Linked DNA regions of Homo sapiens: region 1 is linked to region 2. A link is a loop called in an ENCODE intact Hi-C map of the cell type or tissue named here. Cell type or tissue: ovary. All regions are shown on one strand.

What was found. A loop is a pair of places that touch in the nucleus more often than their neighbours do. Peaks named below come from ENCODE experiments on the same cell type or tissue, not always from the same donor. Only the 100,000 strongest peaks of a DNase experiment are listed, where the experiment ranks them.
Region 1: a loop joins it to region 2, with 4 times the contacts of the local background. A loop is called at or near these places in 2 of 110 quality-filtered maps.

Annotation. Positions count from the first base shown.
Region 1 is chr3:149,891,535-149,894,034 of GRCh38, reverse strand. All of the region lies in intron 4 of RNF13 (ring finger protein 13), which reads right to left. Among named protein-coding and RNA genes, the nearest start is that of PFN2, 78 kb to the left of the region's middle. In ovary, no CTCF peak of the experiment used is centred here; a DNase peak (open chromatin) is centred at 1,478.
Region 2 is chr3:149,511,114-149,513,613 of GRCh38, reverse strand. No RefSeq gene overlaps it. Among named protein-coding and RNA genes, the nearest start is that of TM4SF4, 38 kb to the right of the region's middle. RefSeq lists a silencer at 1,048-1,147. In ovary, a CTCF peak has its summit at 1,114 (motif pointing left); a DNase peak (open chromatin) is centred at 1,153.

The DNA.
Region 1 (2,500 bases), 380 kb before region 2:
CGTACTTTTTAAATGTGTTTAAATTAATAGCTCATATTATAACATTATAAACACAGGAGATAAAATCAGGCAGAAAGTGATTTTTTAAAAAACTAATTAAAATAATATAAATTGTTTGTTGGCACAGGACTTACTGCTCTACTGTAGGAATGGCAAGAAATCACCAGTCAACAAAACTGTGACAAGTATGTTTTAGAGTTGTGCAAAGAAAGGTCAATAATCAAAAAAGTAAGTTTAGCATTTTTGCATATGAGTACATGTTTTATTTTTAGGTGGATTTTGTTATCCAACTATGAATGTTGAGAAAATGCCAGTCCCCCACACCCTCTTCCCCTTAGATATCACTACTTTCCAAAGGGAGGAAAAAAATAATCTCTTAAGAATGTAGTCTATAAACTTTGATTATTTGTTACATACATTAACTTATTATTTCTGCATTATATTACCATGGCAGTACAGACTTCACTTGGCTTTTATTTAAACAAAAGTATACTCAGTTGGGGTTACTATTAGTTTATCTGATGCTTTCATGACCATTTTAACTTTTCCCTAAAAGCTAACCAAGGAGCTGAGGAGAAATGTTTCTTTCCACACCCAAAAAGTAACTGTTGCCAAAGACACAATTTAAGAAATATAAAATTAGACCAATATCAAAAGCTGTTTCCTGCTAATACAAAACTTAAGTTTTAAATTTCTTTTTAAAGCCAACCAAAGCACATAGTCATTGAAATTACATAATTTAACTTTTTTCCCTGAATAAAAATATGTGTGAAGGCAAACATGCAACATGTTAGAACACAGAGAAAAGTGGTCTCAGAAAGCACAACGAGTAAAAACTGTGGCTGAATTCAGCAAGTAGTTTGCTGAGCTTACATAATGAGTAAGATAACTGTATCCATACTAGGCACAATGTGGAACTTGAGGATCAATCAGAAAGTCATTATCCTTAAGGAAATTTCAGTACTCATGGGTAGCCAAACAGGTCAGTTGCTTTCTTGACCCTGTGTAGAACTGGCTTTGTCTTCTGAATGCCTGTCAGTACTTCAAATTCCATTATCTCCATGAAGCTTGCCCTGTCCTGTACCCCTATGCCACATGTACCTATATTAATTGCTCCCTGCTTAGAGTATTTACGTTAATCTATTTATATTTTTCTTCAAGATCTTATATAGTGTCTTATACTTACACATATACATGTCATACCCCAGGGGTCCCCAACCTTTTTGGTACCAGGCACTACTTTTGTGGAAGACAACTTTTCCACCGGGGGAATAGTTTCAGAATGAAACTGTTCCACCTCAGATCATCAGGCATTAGTTAGATTCTCGTAAGAAGTGTGCAACCTAGGTCCCTTGCATGCACAGTTCACAATAGGGTTCACGCTCCTACGAGAATCTAATGCACCACTGATCTGACAGGAGGCAGAGCTCAGGCAGTAATGCTTGCCGGCCCACCGCTCACCTCCTGCCATGCGGCCCATTTCCTAACAGGTACGGGACCACGGCTGGGGGCTTGGGGACCCCTGTACTATCCCAATTCCCCAACAGGTCTCCAGGGGGTCCTTAAATCTGCGGTTGTCTACATATAAACTTTTCTGGAGAGGAGACAAAGTAATAATCTTTCAAGAGGCTTTCTCACTCTCAAATTATTAAGAATCATCTATATACATGAATGGATTTATAACAGTCCACCATGTTTAACTAAATCTAACCATTAGGCTTTTAAAACTGTACCAAGCAACTTAGGAGAAATATGTCTTTCACACATCCAAAATGCACTTGTTTCTATAAATACACTACAAAATTATATCAATATCAAAAGCTGTTCTCTGTTAACATAATAATAAAACTCCTAAAATAGAAACCTTAGGAAACCACTAAAATGGGAAGAAATTCTGTAGGCATAAGTGTGATCTCCAAAAAATAGATGCATGTTTTCAAAAATGTAGCAAGTATGAAGGCTTTCCCAAGGTTTTTGTTGTTGTTTTTATCGATTTTTAAAATAAAGAAATGAAATTAAATCAAAGAACACATTAACATATGGACTAACAGGCTTATGAATACAAACAAGGAAAATACATCCATGTTTATGAACTATAAAACTCATGTGTCAGTCAAATTAAATTACATTTTCAACTAAGCAGCAGCTGGTATTTTTAAGAACACATGAGGCAGAAATAAATGTTAAATCATTTAGTAAGCATTTGCAAAGTTTCCCATTCATAAAATGCAACCTCAAACACATGGTGTCAGATGGAAGCAAAGAACTTAAAGATTCATGAAACAAAGCATGCACAGTGAACAAATCTAAATCCAAAACAGCCACCAAAACTGAAAACTACATTATAAAGCCTTCTAAATTGTATTGGCAATCTGCCTTTTTAAGGAGACTGATCAGAGCTATTAGCCCAAATTGTGGTAAATGCACTGAGTATTTTACATCCAATAAACAAATTACATGCAACTAAATTACATAGACCAGGTGGCACCTAACCAAGAGG
Region 2 (2,500 bases):
AGAAGTTAACAGTCATTACTGTCTGCACTCTAGAATGAGAACCAATTTATGGGATTAGCATAGAGCAAAATAAGAGTTTCAGAGTACCAAAATAAGGGTGAAACATTAATTGGGGAAGAGGAGGCCCGGCACATTCCACGTAGCATATTGAGTCCTGGAGAAGGTGAGGTGTGTGAGCACTAGTAAAATGCATGTGTGGGCAGTCTCCTTTACAATTCGCGCTGGGCTTCATTATGACAACAAGTTAAGAAGTTCAGTACTGTGCAGGTATTCATTAATGCCGTGGCCTTAGCCAAGTTTCTTAAAGTCTCAGAACTTAAGTTTCTTTCTTTCTTTTTTTTTTTTTTTTTTGAGATGGAGTTTTGTTCTTGTTGCCCAGGCTGGAGTGCAATGGCCATGATCTTCTCTCACCGCAACCTCCGCCTCCTGGGTTCAAGTGATTCTCCTGCCTCAGCCTCTGGAGTAGCTGGGATTACAGGCATGTACCACCAGGCCCAGCTAATTTTATATTTTTAGTAGAGACAGGGTTTCACCATGTTGGTCAGGCTGGTCTCGAACTCCCGACCTCAGGTGATCCGCCCGCCTCGGTCTCCCAAAGTGATGGGATTACAGGTGTGAGCCACCGTGCCCGGTGGGAACTTCAGTTTCTTTACATGTAAAATTGGCATAATAAAAAAGGGAGGGGTACAATGAGAGAGTGGTGAAGATGAAGAGAAGTGACTTATGTGAAAACCAGTCGTTCATAGATGGTCAATAAATATTCATTCCCTTCTTTGAGCTTTTCCTTCTCTTGGCCCAGGCCATGTCTTTCTCCGCAGCGTTTACCACCATCTAACAGTGAGAGATAACTTACTTTTCGATTGTCCCCCATTAACTTGTCAGCTGCATGAGAGCAGGGATTTTGTTTGCTTTGTACCTAGCACCTTGAGCCATGCCTAACACGGAAACCTTTCCTTTGGACAGTGCAATCTTGGGCTTGTTTGCTGTCACTTCCATGACTTGCATTTATGAGGTTTTTGGAAAATGTTCCTTGATGAGAAAATATTCAAGAAAAATTGGATTATTTAGAAAGATGGGCAAACCTGCTCGCGGAGAAATTATCTGCTTAGTGACCTGTTATCTGCTGCCCTCTAATGGCTGAGCCGAGTCACCATTAGCAGGCGGCAGGTGGCTTTGTCATGGTGTAGTGAGTGACCAGAGCCTGGCTCAGGGGGTGCAGCCGACCAGGGCTGGGAATAGGATGGGGCATTGCTGAAGGGGGAAGGAGAAAGACATGCAGAATACAGACGTGTTTGTTTCCTTCTTTGCACTGACCTATGTGTCCTTTGGTGAGGAGTTCTATGGCTTTTGAGTCAGAATAAAGTTATTAAGTACAAAGAGAAAAAAAAACAAAAAAAACTAAAGTCATTTTCAGAGCAGGGTTCACAGTAGAGTCAATGGCTCACCTGCCTTAGAATTTCCCAAGTTGTTGGTGTAACTGTGAATTTCTCAGACCTCCTGAACCTGAAAGAGACTGAGGTCTGAGACTCTGCATTTGTTCGGTGAGCTTCCATGTGATTCTGGTGCAGTCAAGTTTGACACCTAAGGAGTAATCTCCAATTTTTTTTTTCATCATGGAGCCCCGATGTATGTATGTTTGCTTGTTTATTTTTTAATGTTATAAATTAAATACAAAATGACTGTTCTAGTGTATTGTGTACATTATAAAACATTCACAAAAATGGAAATTTTTAAAGAATAAAAAAATACATTAAAGTTTACATATGAACTTCCCATGCCACATTTTGGATGAGTATAATTTATGATTAAATGTTATGTAACTGATCCTTAGGGTGATTATGATGGCACAACATTCATTTTCCCAAGTTTGTGGCCCCAACATCAATAGGCAGCAGGATTATCTGCAGAGGTTTTATTTCTGCTTCAATAGCATCACGGGAATTCTCTTTCTTCCCCTCTCCCTGTTTTTCTACCTCTCCACAATATTCACATTTGATGCTGGGAAAAGTTGTCATGTTTACTCTCTTTACCAAGCTGATGCTCCTAGTATTGCAATTTCTTGGTAGGAAACTGAGTGTGGACTGGTAAGGGTGTTGGCATCATATAGCCTGCAATGCCCAGGTGCTTAAGCAAACACAAATATACACCCTTGGGACTACTCCAAGACTGAACCAGTTGCAAAATCATCTCCTGTGAAACCCTGCCTAGAAAAAGCTTTCAATGCATAATTAGACTCTAATCTGGCTCTTAATTTTTCTGGGGTCATGGATCTTTAAGAATGCGATGAAATCTTCAGGCTCTCCAAGGCTGGGAAAAAATAATTCATGTGACCGTAGGTACTATTTAAGAGAGTGTAAACACTTCTGCAGTTCTCAAAGTGTGGAATCTGGGCTGGCAGCATTAGCATCATTAAGGAACTTAATAGAAACGTCCAGCAGGGCATGGTGGGGTAGGTCTGTAATCCCAGCATTTAGGAGGCCAGTGTAGGAGGATAGCTTGA